5 separate regions of the Mus musculus genome follow, and regions 2, 3, 4 and 5 are each linked to region 1. Evidence: chromatin loops called from intact Hi-C (ENCODE). Cell type or tissue: left cerebral cortex. All regions are shown on one strand. Links, peaks and the distances in the headings refer to the core of each region. The heading gives the core; the rest is flanking DNA. Region 1 has its middle 27 kb from the start of Pkp1. Region 2 has its middle 9.3 kb from the start of Csrp1. Region 3 has its middle 30 kb from the start of Tnnt2. Region 4 overlaps Tnnt2 (troponin T2, cardiac). Region 5 overlaps Csrp1 (cysteine and glycine-rich protein 1).

What was found. A loop is a pair of places that touch in the nucleus more often than their neighbours do. Peaks named below come from ENCODE experiments on the same cell type or tissue, not always from the same donor. Only the 100,000 strongest peaks of a DNase experiment are listed, where the experiment ranks them.
Region 2: it touches region 1 in a loop (5-fold over the local background); 7 of 42 quality-filtered maps call a loop at or near these places.
Region 3: it touches region 1 in a loop (8-fold over the local background); 35 of 42 quality-filtered maps call a loop at or near these places.
Region 4: a loop joins it to region 1, with 6 times the contacts of the local background. A loop is called at or near these places in 5 of 42 quality-filtered maps.
Region 5: a loop joins it to region 1, with 2.8 times the contacts of the local background. A loop is called at or near these places in 2 of 42 quality-filtered maps.

The regions. Positions count from the first base shown.
Region 1 is chr1:135,942,947-135,949,327 of GRCm38, reverse strand. No RefSeq gene overlaps it. Among named protein-coding and RNA genes, the nearest start is that of Pkp1, 27 kb to the right of the region's middle. In left cerebral cortex, for the core only: CTCF peaks have their summits at 3,461 (motif pointing left) and 4,349 (motif pointing right); DNase peaks (open chromatin) are centred at 2,815, 3,427 and 4,349; H3K27ac peaks cover 833 bases.
Region 2 is chr1:135,716,661-135,723,041 of GRCm38, reverse strand. It overlaps a transcript of Csrp1 not described here. Among named protein-coding and RNA genes, the nearest start is that of Csrp1, 9.3 kb to the left of the region's middle. In left cerebral cortex, for the core only: a CTCF peak has its summit at 3,386 (motif pointing left); a DNase peak (open chromatin) is centred at 3,370.
Region 3 is chr1:135,863,075-135,869,455 of GRCm38, reverse strand. No RefSeq gene overlaps it. Among named protein-coding and RNA genes, the nearest start is that of Tnnt2, 30 kb to the right of the region's middle. In left cerebral cortex, for the core only: a CTCF peak has its summit at 3,731 (motif pointing left); a DNase peak (open chromatin) is centred at 3,719.
Region 4 is chr1:135,844,200-135,850,580 of GRCm38, reverse strand. It overlaps Tnnt2 (troponin T2, cardiac), which reads right to left. Exons shown (of 15, transcript NM_001130181.2): 4 at 4,937-5,026; 5 at 4,648-4,683; 6 at 3,826-3,859; 7 at 2,809-2,872; 8 at 2,484-2,600; 9 at 1,693-1,770; 10 at 1,121-1,231; 11 at 194-202. Among named protein-coding and RNA genes, the nearest start is that of Tnnt2, 11 kb to the right of the region's middle. In left cerebral cortex, for the core only: CTCF peaks have their summits at 3,090 (motif pointing right) and 3,290 (motif pointing left); a DNase peak (open chromatin) is centred at 3,212.
Region 5 is chr1:135,749,503-135,755,883 of GRCm38, reverse strand. Csrp1 (cysteine and glycine-rich protein 1) reads right to left here. Exons shown (of 6, transcript NM_007791.6): 5 at 5,226-5,319; 6 at 3,655-4,840. The coding sequence ends at 4,764. Among named protein-coding and RNA genes, the nearest start is that of Phlda3, 13 kb to the left of the region's middle. In left cerebral cortex, for the core only: a CTCF peak has its summit at 2,758 (motif pointing right); a DNase peak (open chromatin) is centred at 2,718.

The DNA of each region.
Region 1 (6,381 bases), core at 1,635-5,634:
ACTTTAAAAATAAGGCATGGAAAAATGAATATGCTATGTTAATGGATGGGAAGCTAGTATTGTAAAGACAGTAGGTTCTCTATAATCACTTTGGCAGTACTATTTCCCCCACAGCTGAGTGTAGGAGTGGCATTAACAATTATAACTCTAACAGCCCAGCCTTGGTAGCTATTATCCCAACTATTTATCCTATAGTTAGGTTGTAAGTACAGCACCTGCTCTCTGCCCTGGGCACTCCAGCTGCCCCTTGCTTTAATCCCTTCCTGGATAGACTCCCAGTGTCTCAGCGGAGACAGGGCTGCCATGCACCCCCAGGGTGGTACTAGGTAAACCAGGCATGCATCTGTTGTGTTTTGTAAAAAGACAGAGAGTCCTGGGATATGTTTGATGGAGGTGTGGTATGGTGTGGGGGAAGAGGGTGCCTCTGCGGGCCCATGCTGAGGCATCCCTTCCCCCTGAGGGACCAGCCACACAACGGTATAGTATACAATAAAGTTTACTCAGGGCATGGGGAGGGGAGTTGAGATAAAGGCAGAGAGAGAGAGAGAGAGAGAGAGAGAGAGAGAGAGAGAGAGACAGAGAGAGAGACAGAGACAGAGACAGAGAGAGACAGAGAGAGAATAGAGGAGTAGAGGCCAGCCATGAGTACTTGGAGAGGGGGAAGAGGGTAAGGGAGAAGGTCAGGAGAGAGGGGCAGAGGGAGAGAGAGAGAGAGAGAGAGAGAGAGAGAGAGAGCGAGCAAGTAGCACCTTTCCTAGTGAGTCAGGCACACCTGGCTGTTGCCAGGCAACTGTGGGGCGGAGCCTAGACTAAATGCCAACAGCATCTTCCATTAAGTTCACGAGAAACCCCTTGCTTGGGATGGAGGTGTGTAGCTGGGGCACAGGTAGACAGAAGTTGGTGTTGTCTCCGATGGGTAGAGAGGGATCGGGTACTGCGACACAGTCCTGGTTTCAAATGGTCCCTTGTTTGGCTTCTTCAACTGCCTATAGGTGTCTTTTCAACCAGAAGGGGCCTAGCAGTTCATTGTGCAGTGACAGGAAAGTTGAGTGCAGGGTGCAAGTGGCCTTGAGCTGTCATGTACTGTTACTATGGGTGCTTGGACTAACATTACCACTGAGGTCAGAGAGCAACTTCTGGGAGTAGATTCTCTCCTTCTACTATGTGGGTCCCAGTGATCAAACTCAGGTTGTCAGGCTTGTTAGCAAGCAGCTCTCCCTACTGCATCATCGAGACGGCCCCTCGACATTAGCTTTGTTCAGAGTCCTAAACTCATCCACCCCTGACTTTTGGTCATGGCTGTTAGAAAAAAGCATGTGGCTGGCCTGCTGTGGTGGCACGCATCCAGAATTACAGGAGGACTGCAAATCTGAGCTTAGCCTAGGCTGTGCACCAAGACCTGGTATCAAATATAGGGGCCGGGGTCCAGAGCAGTGATGGAATGTCTGCTTAGCATGGTTCAGGACTGAGATTCACATCACAGAACTGCAAAGGTATGCAAAACCGCACAGTCGGCTGGATGCTGTTAGTTTCTGAGTAGCTGTAGAGTGGCCATGAGTGTGGAAGAGCTGATCTCAGGTACTGAACCTACTGTGGATCTATGTTGGTGTTTGGGGTTACATGGACCATGGATCAAAGAGAAGAGGGCTTCTGCAGGATGGATTCAGGCTTCTCAGCAGCAGGGTACCAGTCTCTGAAGGATGAACGCTGACAGCCTCCTAGAAGCTCTTTTCAGTGTTACACAAAAGGCACCTTGAGCAAGTCAATCGCCAAATACCAAAACTTCTTATCTGACCTGGGGGTTATATTGAAAGACCCATCACCTAAGCACTTCTCAGCCATTTGCCAGGCCAGTCTCCTCAGACTAAATCTTAGGGACCCTTAGAGATGGCCCTGTGTTGCCATCCCACTGTGAGCTGAGGATGAGTATTCTTGAGTTGAACTGGGGCCTCCCCCAGCCCCCCTGTGTTCCCCTATCCATGCAAATGCTGGTGGCAACAGTTCTGACAAACTAAGGGAGACTTAGAGGCCAGGCTCACTTCTGGCCGTGTGGATGTTTGCCCAGACTCAAAGCCTGCCCCTCAAATGACCTCTTACTTTATAGACTGCCTCGAGCAGTGGTACACAATACTTACTGTATTTGGTTGTTAAGGGAGCACTTTAGCCTCTACCCTAGATGGCCCTAACCTCAGGGCACACTGGTCAGAGGCCAAGCAGCTTTAGGACAATTGGGCCAGTGGTGGCTTAGATAAGCACAGCAGAGCTATGGGACATCTAACTCACATTAAGGAATCAAGGAAGGCTTCCTGAAGGAGGTGACACCTGAGCACAGCCTTGTAGGACATGTGGGTCAAGAGGACTCTCCCAGTCTGTGTCCAGATCACTCTTCCTATTGGCTGTGGAGGAGGCCTAATGTAAGCAAAAGCCAGGAGCCTTAGGCCTGCTCACAGGTAGTGGAGGACCACGGTTCATCTTCCTGCTCCATACTAAGGGGAATGCTAACTTTCTTTAAACAACACTTTGAAGAAACAGACAGAGCCCTTCCTGCCTCTCACTAGGCAGAGCATACCTCCACACAGGCACCCATGGGAAGCGTTTTGCATCCTTTGGAGCCAGCCTCAGTTTGCTGGAAGACAAGGATAATTGACCTTAAAAAAATACAGCAGGTCCCCACTCTGCCAACCCACCCACCCTGTCCTTCTGCCCCAATCCTTAGTCAACGGCTGTGGTCTCAGAAGATTCCATCATGTTGGGAGGTGAGTCAGAGCCTCCTGTCTCCATGGAAACCCCCTTCTATAGCACCAGGACCACAGACAACGCCTAAGACGTTGCCAAATTCCCACCCCAATCTGTGTTGTTTTCTCTGAACTAAACCTATACATGGTTCCTTCCTGCTGGCTCTACTTCTGACACTGTGGGTGTGCTGGGACGGGGCCTGGCTTCCTCCAGTGTTTTATGTCTGTCTCCCTGTGCATGTGCCCTCCTGCCCAGAGCTGGCATGGTCTTACCTACTGCCCTGTAACAGGCACTTCCTAGGCATCTGGTGGCCACCAAGACATGCTGGAATTGGTCATGAGAACCACCCAGCAGCAACCTCTTCGCAGCCTTTGTGTGACAAAGTCATGCCTTCAGGAGATGACAACACGGGGCAGGAAAATGGTAAACAGGCGTGAGATCAATACTCAGTGGTAATAATAAGGGGTGAAATCGCACAGCTGTTCAGGTTTTAGGTTTTTTGTTTGTTGTTGGTTAGTTTGTTAGTTTGTGTGCATGCCCCAGGCAGCCTCAGATGCTACTTGGTACAATAGCCGCTGCGTGTCCCATTAAGAGGCTCAGAGACAGTCTTCACCTTGGAGGACAGTTCTGGCCACGAGGCCATAAGACACAGGAAGTAAAGTGGGTCCTGAGCCAAGCCTGGAGGAGAGCCTTGGGACCGTAGGTAAGAGCGCCCTCTGGTGACCAAGAAGGAACTGTAGCTTCACAGGTGGGAGAAAAGGCTCTGAAGGTAGCTTACAGCTTCAAGGCTTCAAGGGAACTAAACGCTAGAGGACCTTCCTGGAAGAGGGAAGCTGAAACAAGAAGACTGCTTCCCTGAGCACTCACCTACAGTCTGTCGTTTCGCTTTCCTTAAGACCCTGGGACCCCATTCAGTCTTGTGTGGGTATTGAGGGTGGGGGTTGCAACCAGCCTACAGCTGGGGCAGCAATTGGTCCCTAAGCCTACCAAGTCTATATCTAGGCCTGATCTCAGGGCAGTCATGGAGACAGGGTAGTCTAATTCCCTCAGAGAACAAATAAGGCTCAGAGAGGACCTTGCCTGAGTAAGTGGCAGAATAGACTTCCGTCTCCAAGGTAGTTCTGGATTTGCGGCTATGCATTCTACGGGCACCTCTAGCTCAGGGCTCCCTGGATGCCTTGGTTAATCCTGGCTCCGTCCTAACTGGTCGCATTGTCTTGGGCAAGTTGGTTAACATTGTTGCGCTCAGTTCCTCATCGCAAAATGAAAGTCCTAGGCGAATCTTTCTAGAGTTTCCATGAGGATCAAAGTTGCCTTTCTGTCAAGGTACTACTGTTACTTCTAAATCTCATATGCCACGCCCGCTCACCCCCATCCCTCATCCTGGGGCCGCGCAGGCTTCGGGCAGTGTGGACCTGCTCTCTGCTATCAAGGAGGAGCTTTCTGAAGCTGGTGTAAAGTTGCCAGACCAGACCGCATTATCACGACCCCCCCCACCCCCCCACAATAGAGGAAGGATACGGCAGAGGCTGTGGGCAAAGCTGGGAGGAGGTGCCTTGGGTTTCCTAGGACACTATCATCCATCACAGGCTGTTCCTGGTATGCCACCAGGGGGTGCTATAGGACTTACAGTTGGAATAGAGAGAGTCTTGCTGTTTAAAGTGACAGATGGGGGGAAATGTGGGAACAGCCTAAGATAGGGGAGCGACATGGAGGTAAGGTTGGAGCTGTGGGTACCAATAGATCGCTGTTTGTTCTCTATAAGCCTCTCTGGGGAGAATTGCATGCTGTCCCCATGGGTCCTGTTTCCAGTCTGGAGAAAGATGTCTCCTTTCTCAGTTCCTGCCCGTTTGCCTTCTGTAGTCCTCTGTCTGAGCAGTTCCTCATTCTGGGGTCTTCTGGAGGTTGGAGCTTGGTTCTGAGTGTCTACCAGAAGGGACTGAATACCAGATAGAGGACAGGCTCTGAGACAGCCTGGCTCCATCTCCTTTTCTTGATCTCTGCCACCCCCGACCCCCATCCCTTTACTTAGTTCTCCAAAGTCTCCTCTGAAATCCCTCCTTTCTGCTTCCTTCCCTCAGGGATCCCAGACAGATTTCAGACTTCCTTCTCTACCCCTGCTGGACATGGTGTGGAGAAGACGGTAGACCAAATCATACATACCATCTCCCCATCCCTTCTCCTCAAGGCCCAGAGCTTGGGGGAAGCTTTCTGGGGGTCAGGGAGGGACCCTCCTGGGGCCCAGTAAGAGTGGGATTCCCTCAGAACCTTGGCACAGATGACCTGGATGAGACTTCAGAGTCCAATCAAGGGACAAGATGACACTGGACATGGCTGGAAAGCAAAGTGAGAAGACAGCCAGGCTTAACTAGGGGCTCTGGCTAGGAGCTGGCACGGGGCTCCCAGAAAAGACATTTCCCTGAAAGACAGAGTTGAGTTAGCCCGTCCCTCCTTGCCCGTCTCAGCCTGGGGAAATCTGGTGAGGCTGGCCAGGAGAAAGGAGAGAGATTTCAGGGCGCGGTCTCAGTTGCCAGCAGCTCTGTCATACTCCAAGGACATGATGTCCTGGGTGAGGTGCCTGAGATGTGGGGCACAGGCTGGGCACAAGCTGGTGAGGGAGGGGCCCAAGGGAGAGGCTGGGAGAGATCTGCCACAGCTGCCCTTGTGGAGCAGCTGAGCTAGGAGCTGCAGGCTCACAGCAGGGAACTGGGCCCATGCCAGCTCAGGGCAGCCCCTTGGGCTGGGTTACTACCTCCTGTCTTCCCTTGCCCTTCCTAGTCCCAGGCTCCACTAATCAGAACTACATCCAACCAGCCAGTGTGCTACCCCTGGCAGTTCTCAATGGATAACTCCTGCCTCATGGGCCTTCCCCCAAACCAGGAAACCCAGGCCCATGTCCCTGTTTCCCTACCTCCCGCTTCCAGTCCCAGGAACATACAGCCAGAGCCTGTCCACATCCAGGGTCTGTCTGCATCTAGTCTTCAGCTCTCATGGGCACAGTCATGGTCCATGAAGTAGGGTCTGGAGACCCATCACCAAGCTGTGCTACAGCACAGAGAATCAACTCATGTTCTTGCTGGAGAGGAGATCCGAAGTAGGGTCTGGAGACCCATCACCAAGCTGTGCTACAGCACAGAGAATCAACTCATGTTCTTGCTGGAGAGCAGATCCCGATCTATAGAGCAATCAGGTACCCCTCACACTGTGTCCTGTGCCATCTCTGACACGAGCATCACCTGGTGAAGACCAGTCACAGTCTCCAAATGGGAGTCAAGTGTGTTGACCCAGGAGCTGGGGGGCAGTGATGGACAGAGGCAGGATGCCACAGAGAAGAGGGTGCCGTGTGAACATACAAAGATGGCTCCTGGAGGTCTAGCCTAGTCTCTCTCCATTTACTACTGTGCTGTTCCTGGTGCCAGGAAAGGAAAGGTTCCCAGCTTGGCTGAGATGAGAGTTTTCAGATTCCGGCTGGGAACCGCGTTTGACTTTTAGTGATGAAGGCTCTGGTCCCCATTGCTCATCTTAGCAGTATTGCAGGTCCTGCCCAACTCACCGAGCAACCCAGGAGCCGGGCATCCCTCTGAGTCCTTTTGTGCCTTCTCTGGTGGGTCTTACTATGGACATGGGTAGTGTTGGCCTCCATCT
Region 2 (6,381 bases), core at 1,522-5,521, 230 kb after region 1:
AGCAAGGCAGGCCTGGCAGTGGAGAGGGGACCCCAACACCTTCCCATGGCCTTAAAGCTTTTTGTTTTATTATAAAAAGTTTGCTTAACGTCTCCATCCTCCTTTACTTTGTTTGTATGAATAAAAATATAATTTTTAAGTTATGTTTTTGAGCCAACAAAACAGTTCAAAAGATAGAGGAACTTGCCACCAGGGCTTGTGGACCTGAATTTAAACCCTGGAATCCATATGGCAGAAACAGAGGAGCCATTTCTGGAAGGTGTCCCCCTACAGCCCCTACCCCCCCCCCACACACACGAGCTGTAATACATACATGAGCTGTGACACACACATGAGCTGTGACACACATGGCTAAGGTTGGTCCTGAACTCCTGATTCTCCCGCCTTCACCTCCAAAGTGCCGGGATTACTCATGACAAGAAGCGGATGTTCTTGGGCACGTGTAAGGTTTATTGTGTCGCATCCATGGTGAGCCACCACGGACGGGCCTCTGGGAACATGAGTAGGTCACCTGACACACGTAGGTGATGTTTAAGGTTCTAGTGACTGGGGACATGACACGGGGGATAGAGTGCTTGTCACTGAAAGACAAGACCCTGGGTTTGGATCTCTAGAGCCTATGTGGAAGTGGAATGTGTTGGTGTGCACTGGAAACCCCAGCACTGGGGAGGGGAAGTCAGGGACAGTGCTTCCTCAGAGCTTACTGCAGTCTGTCTAGCTGCAGGAACCTGAAGCTGGATGAGCTTCAGGTTCATTGGGAGGCCACTTCCCAAAAAATAATGCAGAAACTGATAGAGAAAAACACCTAACACTGACCTCTGGCCTCCACATAAGTGCCCGCATACATGCACATGTACATATTCACACCTGTCCCACACACAAATACATATACTCACACACTCGTGCAAACACACACACACACACACACACACACACACACACACACACACACACACTGTTCTCGGCTCTGGCACTATTCTACCATAATAATCTATTTTATGCTGGGATAAATCAAGGCAGCGGGGAGGTGTGGGCTGGGGCCCAACATTTCGGACCTGTATTCCTCAGCCTCTGTGTTTGTGTTTCCCAAGGAAGATTCCTAGAATCTCTCAGGATTTACAAGCTTTGCTGAGCCTGTTAGCTATCTTTATCCATATTCTGTTGCTATAACAAAATATCTGAGTCTGGATGCTTTATAAGGAAAAGAGGTTTCTCTAGCTCTTAGCTCTGGATATCCAAAAGCGTGGAACTATCAGTAGCAATACAAGAGATAAGGCCCAGAACTTCCAGCAGCAGGCTGAGGCAGCCCCTCCTCTTTTAGGGACTTCTATTCAGGTAATTCTGGATCATCGGTTTTGCCACAGAAAAGAATCCCAGGAGGAGCCAGGATGAAGCAGAACTGAAGTCTGTCAAGAAGATATTTTTTTAACAGATTTCAAAACAGGCCAATAGAAGGAAGGGTGCCAGAGAAGACACACGTGGTAAACTACGCTTTCTCAAAGAGAGTCGCACTGAGATGTTTTTACAGTAGCCACATGTACTGTTTCTGGCAGCTTCTGAAGTTGCTAAGAAACTAAGATGAGATCATAGGGTTCTTCCTATGCACCAGGTCACAGGGTCACAGGGTCACAGGGTCACTGGGTCACTGGGCAGGTAAAGATGCTTTTACTGTAACTAAGATTTAGTCTGATTTGTGACTCCCTGCAAGTAATTATCTGTGGAAAGGGTAAGGCCATAGGCACCGGAGGGACACACGGTCTCTGGCCTTAAGGATGACTTGCTGCGGTTTTGATGCAGCTTCTCTGTATGAGATGATTTTTGTCTCTGTGCCAGATCCTGCCACAGCAATGTTCTCTGCTCAGGCTCTTAGCTGACCAGAGCTTCAGCCTAGATTCCAAGGTAAGGGGCTCCTCCATGGCTCAGATTACCAGCCTTCTTATGCTGTGTCAGCACCAGGGTGGCTTCTGGTAAAAGCCTCACAGTAACCGGTATCTCATGGCAGGAGTCGCTGTACATGAGAGAGAGGCCACTCAGCAAGAGAGGAGCAGAGAGGCAGAGGCTATGATAGGGCGGTTGGTTGGTTGGTTGGTTGGTTGGTTGGTTGGCTTTTTAAGCTAGGGTCTAAATGTGTAGGATCCATATCTACTTGCTATGTAGACAAGGCTAGCCTCAAACTCAAAGCTTGTTCTTTTATAACAACTTAAGCCACCAAACCCACCCATGGCCCACATGAATCCCTTCCAGAGGGCAATTATAACTCAGTGAGTCCCACTAGCTTTCACTTGGTAAAAGTCCCAGCCCCTTTCAAACTTCCAGCACACAGATTTTCCAGTGGTACCAAGACCACAGCAATATTGAGCAGAAAGGCCAGAAAAGGCCACATGTAATCAATGGAAAGTTACACTTGGTGGTTAGAGACAAGAAAGGGGGAATCCAGGTGGAAAAAAATAAAATAAAATGCTGACCCAGAGAAGCCCGACCAAAGACCCAGGTCTGAAGGAAAAGCCGGAGTTCACACTATAAGGAGCAAAAACTGTTCCAGGGGAGAGGTGATGCTGAAGTCCACAGAAATGGCTCCGGGTTGGGTTCTCAAGGACACTGGGAAACAGTCCGGATAGCTTTTTAAGTGCCCACTTCCTCTCCTCTTCGACCTCCACTTCCTGGGCCCAAGGGATCTGATAGCCACGCACAGCAAGGCCCTCTCACTCCCTGGACAGCCTCTGTCCAAAATAGGCAAGGCTGAGGCTTGGCTCTCTAAGTAGGTGTGGGAGGGGAGACAGGAGGGCCTGGGAGGGAGGGCAAAGCCGGGGACAGGGAGTCTGTGAACTTACTTAGTGTTGAGACTGACCTGCTCTGTCCAGGGAGACCTAGGCCACAGGGTGAGTCACAGGCTCAGCAGGATAACGCCTTTCCTTGAGGCCTTTTCTCTCCTCCATCTTGTCCCTTCTGGGTAGGCCAGTCCCAGTCATCGGCCCTCTCCTTCGTTCCTTCTGGCTTTGTAATCTTGATTCTTTGGTCGAGGGTGCCCCTCCCCACACTGCTCCAGGGTCACCTGGCTTATGTACTTAGTGCTGAAATGGACTTTAAAAAAAGACCCAGATTTCTGCTCTATAGGAGTTGACTTGGTGGTACTTGTTGAGCTCTGGAGTAAAAAGAACCGGATGACTCTTGCAGAACCCATTCACCGGGAAGGCAAACTCAAGAAGCATGGCGTTTGCTAGCCTGGAAGCTTCTGGAAAGCAGGAATTTAACTCTCCTTGGTCGCTTGGGGGGTTGGAAAGATTGGGGCGGGGCTTCATCTGGTGCAGGTGTTTCCCTTGGGTTTCCGGACTGTGGCAACGGAAGTGAAGCCAGAGTTTGCAAGGACCTGGAGTAAGATCGCCACCTTCTGGTGAATTAAAAAAGGACACGTAGCCTCACCCTTTCCTGTCCAACTGGCCACACACCCTAAGAAACCCCAAATTTATATCTTATATATCTTTATTGAGCCTACCCCCTTGGCTGGGCATGGTGGCATATTTTGGAGAGTTTGAAGCCAACCAATCTGGTCTACATAGTGAGTTTCAGGACAGTCAGAACTATGCAAAAAGACCTGCCCCCCCCCAAAGAAAAGAAAAGAAAAAAGTAAAAAAGGCTCCCCATTCCCAAAATCTTTTTACAATTCTGTCATATAGTATCTGTCTTCCTTCTCATCCTCCACACTTTTTATTCTGAGCCGAGATCTCTCTACATAGCCCTGGCTGTCCTGGAGTCCTGGGATCAAAGGCATGTGCCACCATGTCTGGCCTTTCCTTTCCACTCAAATATTGGGCATCTGTTTATCTTCAAAATGACGAATCTTATGCAAGATTGCTTTCTGTGCACAAATAAGCCTTCTAGTGTTTTTGTTTTGTTTTTTTTTGAGACAGGGTTTCTCTGTGTAGCCCTGGCTGTCCTGGAACTCACTCTGTAGACCAGGCTGGCCTTGAACTCAGAAATCTGCCTGCCTCTACCTCCCAAGTGCTAGGATTAAAGGCGTGCGCCACCACTGCCCATTAAGGCTTTTAAATATATTGATAATTTGTCTTATTTTTAAAGAATGAGCTACTATCTGCTTAGTGCTTACTGGCAGTTGGACACTCGCCTCGGCAGAATGATTGGGAAGAGGTATTTATTTTCTCACCTGTGGAGAGGAGAAGAACACCAGGAATCCCAGTGTGGGTAAGGCAGGGGAGGGGAGACAGGCCTAGGAGCTGGCCTAGAAAGGATAGTTTGATGGCCTGTGTGTGTGTCAATGGTAGAACATTTCCCTAGCACGCAGAGTCCTAGGCTTCCTTTCCAAAGACGGAGGAGGATGAAGGATGTATGGTTAGGCTTGTGGCATGTGGAGATGGCATGTTTTGATTATCTGTTGCTAGGTCCCAAGCCATACGAAGCTTAATAGTTTAAAGACAATAACTTCAGGGCTAGAGGGATGGCTCAGTGGTTAAGAGCACTGGCTGCTCTTTCAAAGGTTCTGAGTTCAAATCCCAGCATCCATACAGCAGCTCATAACCATATCTGGAGTTCCAGGACATCCAATGACACCTTCTAGCCTCTTCAGGTGGGTGCCTGGTACACAGATATACACACAGCTGATTTAAACATAAAATAACATATATTTTTTAAAGTAACAGCTTTTTATTGCTGTCTACCGTGTTTCTGAGGCTTTCTTGAAATCTGCTCCATACTCCTTCTCAGAGTGTCTCATAGATTGTAACTAGTTGTAAACAGTTATAAAAATCAGGTGATAGGTGGTTGGAACTGTCATGAGGTCATGAGGACTTCCTTGCTCCCATGGCTGGGACCTCAGCTAGTGCTATTACCCAGAACCCCTGTGTTGACACAAACTGGAATCACCTAGAAGAGTCTCAGTGAGGGATTTTCTACCTTGGGTTGGCCTGTGGGTGTCCTCGAGCTTTGAGACCTTCAGAAACCTTCCAGCATTCCAAGCAAATGAGACAGAAAGTTGACTTCTTGGAAGAGCTGGCAGAGCTCAAGTTTGGCAACCATTTTTTAAAATACAATTTGCAGGTAGTAAGATGTTACTTTGTAGCTGTTGCCTCTGGAAATTCATGAGCTAGGACCCAGCTTCTTAACTCGGTTCCTGACCCTGTACAGGTGGTAAAAGCTATTGGCAACAGTTAATAGTTTTCTGAATACATAACCACAATCTAACTGTGCCTTCACTGCAGCCCAGGTCCTGAACACAGCCATCTCTCACGCTGCCTGAGACAGGTTGGCTCAGATTCCACACCCATGTTATGAATTTCTACGTGTTTACTGTACACACTACTGAAATGTCAAGACTCAACGTGTACGTTTCAGGTAGTGTATTTTTGCATTGTACTGTGTTGAACTTTTTCTTTTCTGGTTTTTCAAGACAGGGTTTCTCTGTGTAGCCATGATTGCCCTGGAACTCAACTCTGTAGACCAGGCTGACCTCAGACTCAGAAATCCGCCTGCCTCTGCCTCCCAGGTGCTGAGATTAAAGGCATGCACCACCACTGCCCTGCTTGTGTCAGACTTTTAAAACTGCTGGTTAGATTGCTGGCTTGAGTTTTGCTAAAAGGTGCTCAATAGATTTTGACTGGGAGTTAGAACAGAATTTCCAACCATCTTTAAAATGCATTCGTCTGCTGCCTTGTACTGTGTATTTCTGAGAAGTGGAGTTCTCAGCATTGTGAGCTAGAAAATATAAACATTAACCAACTCTGAAAAGTATTCATGAGTATCTGAGTATTCTTTACATCAAATATTCAGCCAAGATTTACTTGGTGGTTTTTTTTTTTTGAGGGGGGGGGTTCGTTGTTGTTTGGTTGGCTGGTTTTGGTTTTTGAGACAGGGTTTCTCTGTGTAGCCCTGGCTGTCCTGGAACTCACTCTGTAGACCAGGCTGGCCTTGTGGGACCCCGACTTAGAGCATTTCTCCCTAGAAGGTAAAGCCCCTGGATGTTCCCTAAGCTTGTTTTCCCTGATCTCTAAAAATACAGCCAGAAAGAAGCTCTTTGTTCTCTATAGCCAGCAAAAAGCCTTTTTGTTTCTATACTTTACAACCAGAGATGCCCACCTTCCTGTGCCGAGGACATGGAGATAAAAATTCAGAAAGAACTCACTCCCCACTCCTGCCTTGTAAATTTCACCAAGGACACCAGGAAGAGAAGAACTCTTCCCAACTCCTCCCAACTCTTCCCAACTCCTCCCAACTCCTCCTAACTCCTCAGCTAGCTGTTAAAAAACCCCTACTGTCACCGCTCTTGGGGTCGAACTCCCCTGCCCTGCACGGCAGAGGGACTTTGTTCTCAGCTAGCTGATAATAAAACCTCTTGCAGTTTGCATCAGGTGTGGTTTTCTCTCAGGTCAC
Region 3 (6,381 bases), core at 1,639-5,638, 80 kb after region 1:
ACAGAGCCCATGTCCACATAGGTCCACATGCCTGACCTTGAAGCCACTTCTGCTTGTTCCTCTTGCAACTTACCTGGGGTGGGGCTAGAACCTCCACCACCACCAGGTTTCAGAGAGCTAAAGCATCCGTCTCTAAAGGGGCAGTGCCTTCTGCTGACAGATATTGGGCAACAGTCTTCCTCTTTGAAGAGCCACACAATGACCCTTTCTCTTTCAGATCCTTGGGGCATTGTTTTCTATTTGGATCTGCACTTCACCTTAGTAACCCAGGCAGAGCTCAGAGCATCACATTCCAGTCAATAGCTGGAAAAGAAAAAACTGAGAGAAAGTGACCAGCTCTGTCACCTAGGAAGTTTACAGAAGAACCAAGCCTGGGCCAGACCCAGGCCTCCCCAGTCCTGATATCAGAACATGATAAGGAAGACTATGGAAGAGGCAATTGTACTGCTCACTGTCAAAGCCGCAGCGAATCAGGGTTCACAGAGCCCGAGACAGCACAGGATTGCACATCCTATGAGGGGTGGTTGCTGTGCAGACTTGCAGGAAAATAAGAGTTCTGATTCACAGACTAGCTATTAGATGCCAGGAACTACCACATGCATCATCTAGCCCAGAGCTGGCTGGTTGGGTTGGTTAGGATAGAGAGCTAATGAGCCAAGGGCTTCAAGGCAAGGAATGTCTCCGTGACCCCAGCATGTCTTCTCCACCCTCACTAGTCATCCTGCAGACAGCTGCTGGGTCAGCGTGTGTGTACGTCACGGAGAGATAGGTTGGCCATCTTGAGGAACCTCCTGTGGGGGATCAACAGCGAACCCCATACCTTATGCTTCTAACATGCTACTACTGTCTCTCTGTGAGTCAGCCTTTAAGAAATTTTACAGTGGCAGGAGATATAGCTTAGTTGGTAGGGGGTTTACCTAACATGAACAAGATCCTGAGTGCAGTCCATAGCAATGCATAAAACTGAGTGTGATAGTATTTGCCTGTACTCCCAGCACTTGAGAAACTGAGGCAGGAAGATTGTAGAAATAGGCAACCCTGGGGGTAGGAGGGGGCCCTCCAGAATGTACCAGAGGCCTTGGAGGTGACTCAAAGGGAGGTACTTTAGATGAAATGCCCTACAGTGGGTAGAGGGAATTTGTAGAGTCCACCTCCAGCAGAAAGACAGGGCATCAAGTGAGGGACTGGGTTACCAGCCCACAATCAAAAACTCTGACCCATAATTGTTCCTGTCTGAAAGAACTGCAGGGACAAAAATGGAGAAGAGCCTGAGGAAAAGGCGGTCCAGTGACAGGCCCAAAGTGGGATCCAGCTCAAGGGGAGGCCCCAAGGCCTGACACTATTACTAAGGCTATGGTGTGCTCACAAAAAGGCACCTATCATGATTGCCCTCAAAAGGCCCAGCAAGCAGCTGAAAGAGTCAGGTGTAGATATTTGCACCCAACCAATGGACAGAAGCTGCTGACCCCTGTGGTTGAATTAGGGAAAAGCTGGAAAAAGCTGAGGAGAAGGATAACCCTGTAGGAGGACCAGCAGTTTCAACTAACCAGGATCCCTGAGATCTCTCAGACACCAACCAGGCAGCATAAACCAGCTGATTTGATTTGAGGCCCCCAACACATACATAGCAGAGGACTGCCAGGTCTGTCCTCAATCAGAGAAGATGCACCTAACCCTTGGAGCACCAGGGAGTGGGGAGGTCTAGTGGGGTGGGAGTGGAGACATCCTCATGGAGATGGGGGGGGGGATGGGGAGGAGGTTTGGGATGTGAAATAGTCAGAGGGTGGCCATGAGGGGGATAAAATCTGAACTGTAAAAAAAGATTAAACAAAAATTTTTAAAAATCAATAACAAAAAAATAGGTGCTATGGGGCAGTGGATATGGTGTTAATAAGGGCCTTTCTGTGAGGCTTTTTGGGGATGCGGAGCAGTTATTGGTCTGAGAGAAAATACTGTTGGAATGAGAGGTCTTTGTGAGAATGAGAGAGGTTAGGATCTGGGATCCAAATGACAGCTGTGGCTAGCCAGTCATCGGCAGTCACAGGCACAAGGGTAGGCTAATGTGGTGGGAGCTGATGTGGTAAGAATTTTCAGCCTCTTCTCTCTGTGTCGTTTCCACGTTCTTGATGAGACACGAAGCCTAATCGAGACCCAGGGGGAGGATAATGGGGACACATTAGTATCTGGAAAAAGGGAGAAGCCATGAACGAGAAGGAGCTCCCTCACGGTCATGAACTTAAGCTCCAATGAGCATCACTGTCTCCCCATTTTGCTGCCACCTAGGTGACAGGGTAGAGCAAGGACAGAGCAATCAGGGATGTTCTGGGCAGGGACAATGAAGCAAGCCAAGGACAAAAGAAAAGGGATGTGACAGACAGTGAGCTTTAATCTGATTAAAGGAAAATAAAGCATGCGAAGGCTGAGCAGTGTTTGAGATTCAGCTAACGGACCAGCAAGACGCTCGGTGGGTAAAAGAGCTCACCACACAATCCTGACAGCCTGGACCCACAGTGGAGGGAGAGAACCGGCTCCCAAGACTTGTCCCCTGTCTTCCACACTCATACGTGACATGCACATGCTTGAGCACATACGTTAATAATAACAAATAATTAAAATTAAGGTGAGAGGGTGCACAGAGCACATGAGGACGCTTGAGCTGTACATTACAAAGTAACGGCCCCAAAGTGCACTGCTTCAAATTGAAAATACAGAGAAATTGTGGTTAACAGTCTCAGACAACTATGGGAGTGACTGGACCAATTAAGCTCTGGGAGAGACTGGGGACCGAGAAAACAAGATGGCGGAAGGATCAGGCAACAACGATAAGAAAATCTTTGGAGCAGAGCAAGTATTGAGAGAAAGTGATGGTAGATCTAAAACTAAACTCGGGGAAATGAGAGGGGTGTCCTGGGATGTCTATTGGTGATTACAGCAGAAGGGACAGTCATGGTGTCGTGTGCAGACAGGAGATGATGTGTTTTCGATATTGAAATAAAGGCTCCAGAATAGCAGCACACCTCATCTCCAAGACCAATGTGTAGACATCTCCAGGCTGATCACAATCGGCAGCTGGTGATGGGTGGACTCCCTTCCAAATATTCTGGGTACCTGAGAATCCAGGCTTGGAGATTAGAGATGGGCTTACATAGCCCATCCCTAGGGTCATCTAAGGCTAAGGCCTGCAGACCGAATAGCCTCTGCTGGCGGCTAGTCTACCTCTTAGTAAGGTGGGTGGGGTAAAGAGGGTCTCTGGAGGCTGGTGCAAGGGACGCCATAAACACACCATGTCAGTTCCCACCTGCTTATGGGTGGTTTTAAAAACACAGGTTGAAATGGAGGGAGAGATGCGGGTGTGCGGAGGCAGAGGAGGCGGTCTGGATCTTTAGCAGATGGCCTGGCCAGTATCTATTGCTGCTGCCTGTTCAAGGGAAACGGAGATCGGAGAGGAGAATGCTCACCTGGTAAGTACGCACGCACGCACGCACGTGCTGTGACTCAGAGCCCCACAAAATTCAAAACTAGCCTGAACCACAGGTGGTTTGGGTTTGTTTGCCTTTAAGAGATGAAGGCTGATTGCAGTCGATACACGCCCATTCTCCCAAACTAGTGATTCTGGCCTCATCTTTCATCCTCCCTTTCCCATTCCGGTAGCAAGTCTTCTCATCTCCACACAGTGCTAACCACTGCCAGGGATCGGCAAGCCTGGCCCGTTCCTTGCTCGATGCTGCCACCTCCTGGCTGACCTCACTCCCACACCAATTCAAGGCCACTGAATGTGCCTCTGGGAAACTGATGTGTAGTAACGCTAACTGCACCCTCCACCTTTTGGGAAACATCTGCCAACTCTTTGGCTCTCAGGCCAGCCTCTGTCTTGTCTCCTGGTTCTCTTCTTTCTATCCCTGGGCTTCTCCTATGACGGCATCTCCTCAAGGGTAGCATGGATTCAATCCCACTGTCTCTGTTGTTTCTGAGGCCTGATGCATCCTTTCTCAGTCTGTTCTCTAACCATAAAACCCTATTCATCCTCTGAGAGCTGACTGCCACGCTGTCTAGGAGGCCTTCATGTTTGTTTATAAAACTCCGAGGCCCGTGTGGTACCCTGCCTTGTGCCTGTGGGATGATGACCTACTCATCCCTAGTGTCTCAACACTAGCCTAGAGTCCATCCCAGATGGTGGGCTCAGCACTCTGTGAGCTGAAGATGGCTGAATGTAGATTCACAGCCTTGCCCAGCAAACTGATCTCAAAAGCCTTCCTAACTCCCTTCATACATGTTGACCATAAAGATCTCCTCCATTTCAGCTGTCTCTCATAGCCAGCTTCCAACTCTCAGCTCTACAGGGAAGAGACCACAACATGTGCTGATTGCCCGAAATGCCCTGCTCCTATGACATCTCCAGCTGCCCTTGTCTGTCACCACAGCGGCCATGGAGAGTCGGTCTCACTTCCTTCTCTAAGGCAGCCATTCTGTGCCTCTGAGTTCAGCCATCCCTTAAAGTTGTGGTCCATGTTCCTCGTTGTCACGGTCACCTTCTCTGAGTAAACCTCAAGCTGACATCCTTTCTCTTAAGATCTGGAGCATTGAATAAAGGAAGATGCAAAAGATTCGATCTACAGGTATCAAGTGGGGCTGGGAAAGCTGAGGTTTGGAGCATCCATTTCTAGTGTGCAATGCAATTCAGGGCCAGAACCAACAAGTGGGGGTAGGTCCAGGACCCCATTCCTTAGAAATTCATGTGAAAATCTCTCTCCCTCCTTCACTCATTCACTCAATCAACCAATCAATTAATTAATCAATCACCCCTTGCCTCCCTCCCTCCCCTCTTGTGAAGCTCAGGATAGAACCCAGGCCTCTTGCATGCTGGGTAAAGCCTCTGCCGCTGAGTGACACCTTCAGTCACTGAGGGTCGCTTTTGAGGACACCATCAAGCTCCTTCAGCCTTCATTGGCAGCCTCCATAGAAGCTAATGGAGAGGAAAAGACAAAACGTGTGATAGATGTTGCTATTTAGAAATGGGATTACCCAGACTTCATGAATTCTGCTTTCGGATATGTTTATTCTCCTGTTGTTATGAATATAACAGGGAAGAGTCCCGGGTGGCACACAAATGTCATCTCTGTGTAGCCATCAGGAGATGGATCACCACAGTCGTTGCCCAGTCTTGGAAACTTCAATAATTTCCTTGCTACCAAAATAAGGGGAGTTCCCAAGGTCCCTCGGTGCTGCCAGATTATGTCAATGCCTTATGATCTCAGAGTGTCAGTCCTGGGTCTCCTGTCGCCACAGACCCCATGATCCCCAGAATGTCTGCAAACCCCAGACTTTGGCCCCATCTCACTGGCTAGGGAGAGAAACGCTCTCAGTATTGCGTTCTTGCAGGTTCCCAGAACTTCCCTGGCCCAGCCTCCTCAACCAAGCTGCTAGTGGCGGGGGGGGGTGGTGGTTCCAGAAGCCATGAGTCAGGCTATCAGAACCAACCCTGCCAGTTCCACCTCACATCCAACCACAAAGTCAGCAAAAGCCAGTCCAGGGGTTGGCTAGAAATCCCTGTCACTACATACTTTCCAGGTGGGCAAGGCAAATGGAATTTCCCCCGTGTGAACCATGCTCCTTCGGGATGGACCACACCTTCCTTTCCAATGGCCGTCAGTCCATAGAAGCAGTCTTATCTCCTGCAGCAGAGACTCCAACATCAACACAGGCTGGAGTACTCGCCGGAATGCAGAACAGTTGAGATTCAAAATAAAAGAGAAATGGAGATGTGTGTGTGTGTGTGTGTGTGTGTGTGTGTGTGTTGACCTCCCTCAAATACTACTAACCCTCCTGGGAGATGAGTGCAAGGGTCTGTCAGAGTTCAAAACACCTCCAACAAGAACCTTAGCCATTGGTGTGTGGGCGTGGGAGTAAAGGAATTAAAGTGTCCTGATGTCATTGGCACAGGCTCAGGGATGCTCAGTGACAAGGTCAACATTTTGGAAGCTCTGAACAATGAGGGAAGTCATTTTCTTCACTTGAGATTTTCAGAAACTTTAATGTCCTGAGATATTGTCTGGGCAGATAACATCGAAAGAGAGACAACACACAGCCTCCCCACGAGCCTCTGCAGAACACTTTTTAACAGAACACTGGCCAAAGAGCCAGTTTGGGCTACAACCTCAGACTGTTTAAGCTTGCATGTGGAGAGAGGTTTCATATCCTAAACCAAAGCCTCCGGAACATACCATGGCAAATCAGGACACAACAATGGATCTGCCTCTGCTAAGACTGTGTCAGAGGCAGGACTTGTAAGAGGGCTCTCGGCATGTCCAGCCCTTTGCCGGCCACGTACACAAGCTCATATAGGAGTAGGCTTTGAACGTCAGGCACACAGCCTTCTCTGTT
Region 4 (6,381 bases), core at 879-4,878, 98 kb after region 1:
TGACACATCATTAGCTTCTGGATCCCGGCCCCCGAGAAAATGAGGCAGGGTCAAGGAAGGGGCCTAGGTGCCTTACCAGACCCTTCTCCAGACTCCTTCCTCCCACAACTCCTCCTCGAACAAGGTGTGCTCCCTCCCAGGGGGCTCTCTAAAGCTACAGTGAGGAGGAAGAGGACTGGAGGTTTGTACCCACCTGAGCTTGCTAAACCAGGAAACCATGAGAGAAAGACCCAGAGAGAAAGACCAAGACCGCCACAGAGATATGGAGAGGAGCAGGATGGGAGACAGGAAGACAGTAAGAAGGTGATTCACTGCTCAGCAGAGACTACCTGCTATGCCAAGCATAGGTCTGGGGCTTAGGACCGTGTGGTTTGGATTGCGTTTGCCTGGCATGGTCACTGCGAGTACAGAGACACACCAGCAGAAGTAGGGACTTAGGTTATCTAAAACAAAATATTCTGATGCCTCCATGCATACAAAAAAAAAAAAAAATCAGGCTTGGCTGGGCAAGTCCATGCCTTTATCCCAGCACTCAGGAGACAGAGGTTAAATGGATCTCTGTGAGTTTGAGGCAAGTCTCATCTACATAGTGAGTTCCAGGACAGCCAGGGCTATACAGTGAGACCCTGTCTCAAAAAAAAAAAAAAAAAAAAAAAGGTAGAAAGAAATCAATCAGAGCTCAGCCTTGAAAGGGAGATATCTAGTAGGCGTGAGGAACTGACTGGCCACAAGCAAACCACCCAACATCTGTGCAGCACACTCTTTTTATGTTTTACGTGTTAGCTCATCTGTCTCTTGGAAACTACAGGGCAAGCAGTACCAGGCCACATGAAAAAAAAGGAGGTTATTGCAGACCAGAGCATGGACTCCAGGACCCAAGATTCTCCCAGTTGTCCCTTTGGGGAGCCAGAATTTGGAGACATATTAGTGTTCTAACTGTCACACACAGCAGAGCCCTCCTACTGAAGCCATGGTCAGGCTGATAGACAGCTCAGGGGCTAGACATGAGCAGACCTTAGACTTCAGCCACAGCAGTTGGGAATTTCTTCATGGATCCAAGCAAAGGCGGCCTTGAGGATACACTGGGGTGTCCTGGTGCCCGATGCTGCTTTGCACCTACCTTCTGGATGTACCCTCCAAAGTGCATCATGTTGGACAGAGCCTTCTTCTTCCGGGCCTCATCCTCAGCCTTCCTCCTGTTCTCCTCCTCCTCACGCCGGGCCCTCTCTTCCTGTTGTCATGGAGATGGAATGAATAGATCAATGGCAAGGGTGGGGGATGAAGAGGGTATTCCTTACAAATGAGATCAGCTCTCTTCCCACTGGACGAGGAGCTCTTTGAGGTACCTTCTGGCACAAGATGGGCATGCTGAAGTCTACTGAATGGATAGATGAATTGTTGTATGAATGAGTTAATGAAGCCTTGATTCATGTCTATAAAATCCCACCATGCCCCCAGGCTGAGAGGCCCTCAGTCTCCATGTAGCCTGCACTAGGGAAGGGATGGGGGCTAGAGGGTCTTAAAATCATGGACATGAGGCCCTGGTCTGTCTGTCTGTCCTGTTCATTGGTACGATGTCAACACTGGGTCAATGACATGGATTTATGTGATGTGATAAATGCTGCCACTTGAACCAATGTCTGTGAAGAGATATGGGACCGAGGGCTCAGTGGCCGGGCTAGGGTCACTCACAGCCAGGCGGTTCTGCCTTTCCTTCTCCCGCTCATTGCGAATACGCTGCTGCTCGGCCCGCTCTGCCCGACGCTTTTCCTAGGGAGAAAGGCAGACACTCCTGTGTGTGCCCATGAGCAATGGTAGGAATCCAGTACAGGAATCCAGAGGTAGCCCCTCCTCCAAATGCTTGTGCTCAGCCTGCCCCATGGGTGCAGATGGAAGTGGCCCATCGCAGATGGAACCTCCAGAAGAGTATCCCATCTAGGTAAGGACAGCCACCTGAAAGCCCACTAGAGGCTGTCTCAACTTTGTAGGAAATGACAAGTGGTTTCTCTTGTCTCCCTCAAAGGCTATATCCATATTCTGGCCCCAGCCTCAGCCCCAGCCCCAGCCCTGGCAGCAACTCTGCGCTGAGATTTATGACTGGCATGCTCAGTTGAGAAAAATGGGTGGTTAGGTGCAGAAAAACAAGGAATCAAAGAATCTCTTCTCAGAATGGAATTCTGAGTATCATCTAGGATTCCACAAGCTGATCCCATGCTCCCTACGTTAGTGAGGCAGCTCTGACTGATGGGGTCAGGAACAGGGAGAGCACAGACATTTGACTCGTCTGTGGTCTATAGCCAGTGGTGCCTAGTTAGGCTCCGCGAGAGCCAGAACTTATCAGGGTCAGTTCCTGTTGGCAAGGAGCACCCACAGTGACAGGCAGGTGGCAGGGGCCCAAGCAGAGCAGTGTCCAACAGGTTGGCAGCTTGAGGCGGGCTGCAGGGGAAGGGGGACAGGGCAAACTGTGACAGAGTGGCACATACGATCCTGTCTTTGAGGGAAATCAGCTCCTCTTCCTCCTTCTTCCTGTTCTCGAAGTGAGCCTCGATCAGAGTCTGTAGCTCATTCAGGTCCTTCTCCACGCGCTTCCTGTGGATGTCCTGTGGGGAGAGCCTGCCTGAGAGCCTGCCGCGCCCATGAAATGGGTGGCTCAATGCAAAAGGTACTGGCTTGGCTTAGCGCCTGAACCTGAACCATCCTGCCAACAACGGCCTGCTCGCAGCCCACAAGATCAGGAACTCTGTCACTTGTATGAAAGCTCTGGTCACCACCCCAGCCTGGCTCGCTCCACCCAGAGCCACCACTCACATCAAAGTCCACTCTCTCTCCATCGGGGATCTTGGGTGGCACCAAGTTGGGCATGAAGAGCCTGCTGCAGAGAGGAATGGAGAGTCAGGGGTCACCAGAGCAACTGGGGACATGAGGGACTATGCGTTCCTGGAGCCTCTGGGGACTTTATCCTGCAGGAATGTTCACCTCTGTCATAATGTCCACACCAATGTCTACCTCACTTGCTCAGACATTCACGGAGGTAATTTCATATCTGTCCTCTCACTAGATCCCTGAAGGGGGCAGTGCTGACCTCCATTAGGAAAACCAAGGCTTAAAACTACACAGCTAGAAAACAGAAGAGCGGAGCTAAGATGGCGTCCCTAGGTGGATCTCTGATCCTTGATTTCCTCATATGCTTGTGCGCCTTTAGCTAAAAGAAGATGCTCCAGGATACACAAAGCAGCCCACACAGGGGACTAACAGAGCTATGATCAGCATGGGCCACTAAAGGCCAGTAGGGTACTAAAGCGCCATCTGCTGGCAGGATAAACATTGCCAAGAAGGAAATGCTCCCTGTCCTGATGGCCCCACTCACAGCCACCAGATGTGGTTCCAGGTATGAGATAAAGCTGCCCTGCTCTGCCCTTTTGCAGTTCCCTGAAGCTGTCGTGCCTAGGACATAACATAATTTCACTGCTTGGCTCCCTAAAGTTTACATCGCTTCTCTCCTCGGTCCCACCCCAGCAAAGAGGAAAGTCATCCTATGGAATAGATAATGTGTCTGTCCAAGGCCATGACTAGCCCTTCCCCACTCTGTAGATGAATGTACCTCTCTGTCCATATTAGTATAAATAATTGGTAGTGAAGTCAAGGCGACGTTCAGCTCCCATTCCTCCCTTGGTGTAGTTCAACCAGTTCAACTCCCGGTGGAAGTCTGAGCCAACCACAGAGCCTGCCTGCGCATGCACACATGCACTCCTGTCGCTTCCTGGTCACCCTCCCTCACAGGCCTCTGCCTTCAGGGCCTTACTATAGATAGGTGCATTCACTCACCTGGGCTTGGGTTTGGTGTCCTCTACTGGACCTTCTGGAGGAGAGAGATGGAGGTATGGGGTCAGAAAGCCTGAGTATTGCCACCTCCACCCTGAGCTGGGCACCTATGGGCCTCTGTCTCCCCATCTGCACAGGGAGTCTCTCCCAGGTCTAGTAGATCTGGACTTCCATAATCACCAACAAGCATGAAGGTGACCTGGAGGTGAGGTCGCAGAGAATGGCTGGCTGTGTTTATAGGCCCAGGACACTCGCCTGTTCTAGGCTAGGAAGATTGCTTCTCAGATTTTGTAGTAATGCACAGTCCTGTGGGAAGGTTGCAGGGGCCCTGAGCCTAGAACCCCTCTCAGGCCTGCCCAATGTTTTGTACCTTGGACTTCCTGTTGGCCACAGAGCCAAGGGAGTTAGTGGGCATAATTCCAAGGCCTGGTTGGCTATCCCCTGCCTTAGGTGTGACTGGAAACAACTGACAGAGGCTGCAGCCTAACAGGGACCATGATGCCACAGTATGGACCATGCATGTCTTGGAAGTCGTTCCTCCAAACATCAGTCCTCACTGGCATTGCCTGGGTACCAGGAGTGTCAGGTGTGACTGTTACTTCTGAGAGCAGGGGCTAGACACTGGGTCTCTCTCCTGTTGGACACTAAGGCTACTTCTCTGAGATGAAGACAAAGGTTTTGAGTCCCACCCTCCCAAGCCCAGCAAGTACCACCAAATTCTGGCTTCCAACCCTTTCCTGTACACCCTCTGGTTACACAGGAATCCCTGGACACAGTCTCACCCAAGGCTACTATGAGGAGTTCTCTTGTGCCAGCATCACTTACCTTCAGCATCTTTGGCTTCTTCATCAGGACCAACCTCTAAACAAAACATGATCAATCAACAGAGGTCCTGTTCCAACTCAGATTCCCCCAAGAGCATTCCCCATGGTCAGGCAGGATATTCTGCTGGTTTGTAGGGTCAACCACAAACGAAGCTCTGTATTGACAATCATCACCCAGAAAGCAGACTGCTGCATCCCCCGAGCCCAGACAGGGACACAAGCTAGCAAGCACCTGTTGGACGACTTAAGACACCACCCCTAGCCCCTCATCCCCTCACCCTGGGCTGTACCTTCTACGTTGGCCTCCTCTGTCTCAGCCTCACCCTCAGGCTCAGGTTCAGCCCCACCAGCCTCCTCCTCCTCCACTGCCTCCTCTTGCTCTGGAGAGGTAAAAAAGACACCATGACCAACTGACCCTCTCTCTTAACGTGCAGAAAGCACCCCCAGAACAGAGATCACATCGGGAGGGTAGAACAGAGCCAGTAACATCCAGGCTCACATGATATAGGAGCCACAGACCCAAATGACAGAGGAATGCTGTTTGGCTCCTGGTTCAAACTGGAGCACAAAGCCACGCCCAGCCCAGGACTACTTCTGCAAGCAAAGATTCCTATAACCTCACCCACTCATCTACACTCTCATCCATGCCTCAACCGCCCCCCAAGTAAGTCAGTGCCCCAGAGTTCCCTGTCTGCTCCTTTGCAGGTAAAGTGAAATCCAACAGAAGGGTCCCATCTGACTGGTAAGTACCCCTAAATTTGGCTCCCTGAGAGTTTGGAAATCTGAGCTGGGTCTTCCCTAGTGTAGAAACACATTATATACATAGATAAAATATAATGGTGTGGCGGTGGGAAACACCAGTGACAGGACATCAAGACTCACTGCTGGGGACTAGTTGGGGTGAAGTTCTGTCTAGCCTCTTTCTGTCCAGTTTAGCACTAGCTTCCCCCATGACCTTCCTGGGGACAGAAATCCATCGTCTTCCCCAACTGTTCACCCCAGAGGTGCTGGCACCACAGGACAGGTCCTGACTAAACTGAGGTGCTAGGGAAAGTCTGTTGTGAATCCAGTGTCTCTTCAAGTCCTTCTTCCAAACCCAACAGAGGTTGTGCGGGCGGATGAAAGGTCCAATAGTTAGAGAGATGTGCTACCCAGAAGGTTGCCAGCAGTTTCTATTTTCATCGTTTGCTTGACAGGATGTGGATGGACCCCGCCTCTCCCAACATTCTGAAGGGACAGACAGATTAGGGAGACAGGATGCCATCCAGACCATGACTCAGCTTGGCGGAAGTGCTTGTAACATTCAGTGATTGATAGACTGACAAGTGGTGGCCCCTTGGCAGAGGGAGAAGAAACACCTCAGGACAGAAAGAACCATCAGAGGAGAGAGGGCCTCCACCCCCACTGCCTCATCGTCTCTGCCCTCCTTTCTTAGGACTGGGTCCCCACTGAAGTCCTGGGGTGCCTCTTCTTTCAACCCTCCAGGAGGTTTGTCAGGTAGCATAAGAGTAGAGGAAGGTGGCCAGCTATGGGGTCCACCCTGAGGCCACCTCTTCTCCCATTCACCCTAAGTTTCATTTTCCTGTGCCACGTGCCATGGGCCCAGTGGTCATTTAGAAGCCCAAGGAACAGGTCACACTTAGGCCTCCCTGGACATCACTGTAGGAAAGCCAGTCCTAAAATTAAGCCCCATTCTGTCTCCCCTCGCCTCCTGTTACCCCCAAGAAGCAAGTCC
Region 5 (6,381 bases), core at 804-4,803, 190 kb after region 1:
TATACCTATTATAGGGGACAGTAAGTGTCCGGGCACTAACCTAAGCCCTTGAACACTCTGCAGATGTCAGTCCAAGGTCAACAGAGTGGCAGTATAGAAGGGTCAGGAGCAGATACTTCAGACTAGGCACAAGGGCTTGTCCAGACATGGAAAGTGCCCACTAAGATCTTCAGTCAGGATAATCTACTTCCTGAATTTTCAAGGCCTTTGGGGCGAGTCTTCCTAAGCTCATAAACAAAGAACATCAGAGCTGGGTGGATCCCCTGGAGCCTGGCTGCTCCGGTGTGGTCTCTGGATCCGCAACATCAGCACCACCTTCCCCTGGGAGCTTGTGAGAGACATCCGGTCTCAGGCCCCACCCAAAACTACTGAACTCGAATCTGTGTTTTACAAGATTCCCCAGGAGATGTGTATGCACATCAGAGCCTGGGAAGTACTTCCCCGGCACTAATTTAGGCCAACGTTTTCATTTCACAAACGAGGCGCTGACACCCAGAGGGGAGGAGGCTGGCCCAAAGTTACACAGCTGGTTCCAATCCTGGCTTCACCACTTGCCAGAGACTTTGAGTAAGTCATTTAAAAATGCACTGACTCTCACTTTCCTCTTCTATAAGGCAGGGTATCACACTCGACTCCAAGTGCTTGCACATGCACCAGATAAGACGGCATCCAAATTAGGCTTCATAAACACTAACAGTCACTATAGTTCTAGCTCTCTGCTCTAAGGCCACCCTTCCACCTCCCAACACAGGCCATCTTCTCTATAGACAGTACTGCAGTATAGGGATAAGTCCTGGGCCAGGGGGTTCTATGCAGATCCTGTTCTGCCATTTGACCTTGAACTGGTTTCCAAATTGTCCCCTGGTTCCTGGTTTTAGTTTGGTCATTCATAAATGAGTTGACTCCATCTCAAAAGGTCATTGAAGGTCTTTGATCTTTGAATAGTCTTAGAATAAGCCAGAAATGACAAGTTTATGTTTCCAAACTACCCAAAAGAAAGAGACACCATTAAGGAAGTCTAGCTCAAGAGAGTCTATAGGCCTTTTCCAGAATGGCTCTGCCTTGACACATCCAAGTACTTCAAATGCCTAGGTGTGCCCCCAGCCCAGTTCTTCTTCTGGGGAGTGAATCCAAGGTCTCACACATGCTAGCTAAGTGCTCTACCACAGAGCTATATTGAAAACTCCTCTTTCTTCTTCAACTAATAAAAAGGACCCTCAAGGCATCCATCCGGTACCTCTCTGGGGATGGGGTTAAAGAGGAGCCCAGTCAGACTGGAGGGCAGCTGTTTTCAAAGCTTTGAGGGCTGTCAGGTGGGAGAAGTCTAGACCTGGTCTCACGGACTGTGGAGAACAGAAACAAAAAGTTCAGGTCAGTCCTCTCCCGTCATAACAACTGGTGGGAGACAGCTCCAGAGGTTCCTGTAATGAGTCCTAAAGCAAGTGAGCTACAGGGGAGAGGGCTCCCCTGCTGCAAGGCTGGCAAGGCTGGCAAGGCTGGCGTAACCTCCACGTGCCCCAGCCTGGGCTGACTATGAGTGTCATCTCAGGCAAACACAGTTTTCAAATACAGTTTCCCATGCCCCATCCCAACCTGATCAGAATCTATAGGGTGGATCTGGGATCTATTTTAAAAGCACCCCTCCACACCTCCGCAATGGTTCTCATAACAGGTGTGTGTGTGTGTGTTTGAAGGCAGGACCAGGAACTGGAGGAAGGAGTTAGAACCACCCAATGATTGGTTCTCAATGATTTGCTCAGTTTCTCAAACTACCCTCACCGTCACCAGGGTCTAAGGATGCTGGGGACTGTTCCTTCATTGGGTTTCTGTTTTTCACAAAGCATGTACTCTTGATTTGGGGATTACTCAAACACCTGATAGCAAATCACATAAATCACACACACACACACACACACCTTTTGTAACAAAATTATTCTGTAGCAAAATTGGCTTTGAACTCAATTTTCTTCCTGCCTCCATCTCCAAATGCATTCGCCTTCATCGTTGCAGTCTGACTCCCCATGGAAGCCACCTTTTTAGATGACCCAGACTGTGGTCTTGAAGGAAGACTGATGGAGCTAACCCCTCCTTCCATCAGAACAGGCAGCTTTCCTCCACCACACCCTAAAGGTCCAGGGCACTCGCGCAACTGGGCGTCCTTCATGCCATTCTTTCCCCTAAGGGCATCTTGGACCATGTGGAGGTTTCACTTAAGTGGAAAAAGGAAGATTCTGTCTGCTTCTCTCCTTTGGGTCATTCTCGTGGTTTGGTATGGCATAGGTCAGTATTAGAGCACACCTCCTTCCGGGAAGATTAGATGCCCTCGCAGAAGCACAGGGTCGTCAACACCCACAGCAGAAAAGGAGTAGCTAACGAAAATAAAATGAAATAAAAAAGAAAAAGAAAAGGAAAGGAAAGGAAAGGAAAGAAAGAGGAAGAGGAAGAGGAAAAAGAAAAAGAAAAAGAAAAAGAAAAAGGAAAAGGAAAAGGAAAAGGAAAAGAAAAAGAAAAAGAAAAAGAAAAAGAAAAAGAAAAAGAAAAAGAAAAAGAAAAAGAAAAAGAAAAAGAAAAAGAAAAAGAAAAAGAAAAAGAAAAAGAAAAAGAAAAAGAAAAAGAAAAAATGGAGTGGCTGTCTTTGGCCTTGACCCCACAGCGCCATCTGGTGTCTAAAGGTACAGAGCAAGCTCGGCGCCTGCAGATAGATCCCTGCGACTTCCCAAGGTCCTCGCAGTACCAGGGCCTGCCTGATAGCACTGTGCTGGGCCGAGACCTGCCTGCATGGCCAGCAGAGGGCAGCCTGTCTCCACCTCTGGACCCCAAAGGCACGAATCCTGGTACTCTGTGGGTCCCGCCCAGGGTAGGAGAATCCATTTGTGTCCCTGAGAACTTCCTGTGGGTCTTGAGACCTGTTTGGGAGCTGTCTGCGCCACTTAGGGCTAGCACTCTTAGATCTCCAGCTGTTGGGCAGGTGTTGCCTTGCACTGTGGTGTAGGTAGGTCTGATGAGGAGCACTGCTGGCCTGATCCTTTAGCTAATACAAGTAGAGTTTAAACTCTACTCACTGCTTTGAAAAACTCAGTGTGGGCACATTTTCATGGACTGGTACAGCCTAGCTCTGGGTACGATGAACAACACTACAACCCTTCAGACAAGCCTATTTCCCACGCCTGGTCTTCCGTGTACCTGGTTGTTGGGCCCTAAGAGAAAAACAGACAGCTTTTTGCCTCCCCCCAATGTCACACACACACACACACACACACACACACACACACACACACACACACACACACACACTTTTCCAAGAAGTGAGACTTCTGGAGTTGATACAGGACGTTCCTCTGGCTGAGTTTCTCTGTACAGGGGGCTTTCCAAAAGCTGAAGTGTTGAACATATTGTTGGGACCAAATTGAGCCTTTCAAAAGCCAAGTCCACAAAATTCCCACATCCTGGGGTGGGCAAACAGGGTGAGGCCATGGTCTTTGGTCATTTGGTTCCCTTAGAATCGATACTAAAAAGTAAACATTCCATAGAAAGTTCCAGAGTGGTTCTTTTTGGTTCATTTCTACTAGGCCTTGCTGAGATTGTTCTGGTCTGATCCAGCGCTGACTCCAGGGTGTGGCCGGGCCCCCATAGACAGACAGGAAAGCAGAGTTCAGTTCTAAATTGCTTTATTGATCAGATGATAAATCAGCTTCAACAGCCCATGCCTACAGCCCTTGCAGCAAACAGCTGTACAGCCTTGTCCCCTCAGTTCCGGGGAGCATCAAGGCCCGGCCCTTCCCCTCCCTCGCCCCCCCCCCCCCCGCTCCTGACCTTGGGGCCTGGATGGGGTGGGCAAGGTAGTGAAGGTTACTAGAGAAAGGTAGGGTGAAGAAAGAAGGGTCTGAGTCTGGGTTGGAGGGGAGTGAGGACTTGGGGTTCAGAGGAACCCTCAGGAGTGGCTAGAACACAGCTCTACCCTGGGCTATGCTGTAACAGAAACTGTCTATTTCAGCCACCTGGCCCAAGGTTAGAACTAGAATTGGCCACTCCAAGATCTGGACCACTGATAAATGCAAATACTTGGTCAAGGTATTCATTAGGATCTCCCTTGCCCATCAAACTGGGAACTTGATGCCTAAGGAGGTCAGGCAATCTCTAGACTTTGGGGTCCTCTGAACTGGCTTGTTCTCCATTCCTAAGTGAAAAGATACTATTTCCACATTCAAAGGCAAGGGCCAGAGAAAGAGCTCCTTCCGATGGCCCACAATCCTATCTGCACCTCCCTGCCTCTCATGGAGACTTCCCAGACTGAGATACACCAAGAACTCAGCCGCCTACTCAGAGGAGACTCTCTGGGACCCAAAAACCATAACCCTCCCTAGGCCAATTCTGGTCCTGCCTCCCTGCCCCAGGTCTCCTGCTTTGCTCTATTGGTCTCCAAAGATGTGGGCTCAGGTGTCCTGGCCAGTAGAGAGTGGACATTCAGCCTAGAAACAGAGGAGGGTAAGGTGTGGGGAAAGGGACCTGGTCTCTGGAAAGGGGCGACTAGACAGATGTCTCCTAAAGGTAATGGTATCAAATGCCAGGCAGGAGGAAACCCTTCGTGGGGAAGGAGCTCAGGCAGATCCCTGAGCCACAAAAAGCCAGATACCCAAGTCCAAGGCATTAGTGATGTGCAGCGGGGCTGAGTGAGGGAGAGGAGCTCGGAGGTGTCCAAGGCTTGGGAATGGACCGCTGATGAAAAGCTTAGGAGTAAGCAGGGTGCGCAGGCGGTGGCAGCCTCACTCTGAGTGAACCAAGGCTCCAGCTCCCTGTCCAAAGCCAAAACCTTTGGGCCCAAAGTTTTTGGCATAGCATCCTGCAGAGAGGAGAGAAGGGTAAGGATGTACTCCTGTCCTCAGAGTAACTCCACCCACCACTCCTTGTGCCTGGTCTCTGGAGGACAGTCCATCAGTGCCCACCTCCCCGTCTCCATCGTGCTCCTAGCCTCAATAGTGAGGAGAACCGTGTCCCCTTTATTTCAATGAGGGAGTAAATCGTTTGCTGTCTTTCGGTCACTAGACGGGTATTAAGATCCTAGGCTCCACTCTCATCCCTGGCCCGTGTTCCATCTGATTCTGGCCAAGTCTCATTCTCCCTTGGATTGGAAGGCAAGAGGGCTGGTTCATTTAGCGACAGCATAGTCGCTTGGTCTCCAGCCTCCTCCAGCCTTCAGATCTTCAGAGAGAAGTGGAGCTACCCACCTTTACAGTAGATCTCACCATCCTTGTCTGCCAGGGTGGTCGACTCAAGGCCTTTGCCACACTTGGCACATCGGAAGCAGGACTTATGCCAGGACTAGATAAGAAAGGAAATGGGGAAATGGTTAACACCACTGCCAGCGACTAGGGGACCAGCCCACCATTAGATGCCATCATGGACAGGCATTTTGCAAGTCAGGTTGGGGTAGCAGGGATGCTAGGGGAGTGTGGCCCAGACACAGAGGGAGCAGGCCAGGCACCAAGTGCACACTAGTAATGTGCCGCCATGGATGTGACGTGTTACCATGGCTCCCTGCTCACTGGTCCCAGCTGCACCACAGAAGAGGGTTACATCTCATTTGGGTAGCTGCAACCCCCACAGGCGGGCAGGCAAGCCTTCACCACACCATTCTGCCTGTGAAACTGGTATAGCTCTGGATTTATCTTGGCTCTGTCACATGCTACTTGAATGGTTGCCCCCACTCAATGTCCTCGCAGGAGACATTTATCTGTCTCTGTTTATCTTGCAGAGTGGATGTGAGGATTTCATACTAAGATGACTGGTACACAACCACAGAGCAGGCAACCATCACTGTTATTTTCCTGAACTAGCCCAGCCTCTGAGGTTCTAGCACTTGGTGCCTAGGCAGCCGTCAGAATTAAATGGCTTCCGCAGAGTCAAGTGCTCGCATGGGGCCAGGCATGGAGGAAGCCCTGAGTCAAATCTGTATGGTTTTTGAAAGGAGACTAGGTCTGTCTACAGTGTACTGAACTCAATAGAAAGCCACAGAAGGCCCTTTGGGATTCCAAGAGGTGCCCTAAAGCAGCACAGGGCAAAGAGTTTCTCAAGAGAGGCAGGACTCGAGTCTGTATGGCATTCACATGCACCCACATGCATGCGTGCATGCTACACACACACACAGCTACACATCAACAACACAACTCAATAACCAACTCCCATCAGCCACATCTGGACATGCGGGGTGGTGTGTAGGTGGAAGAGGCTGGCCACATTCAGCTGGGACAACAAAACAACCCCATGTAAGGCCAGTGAGTTCCCCAGTGTACCCCATGTAAGGCCACTGAGGTCCCCGGTGTACCCCACGTAAGGCCAGTGAGTTCCCCAGTGTAACCACCAATGCCCAGGCTGGAGGGTAGG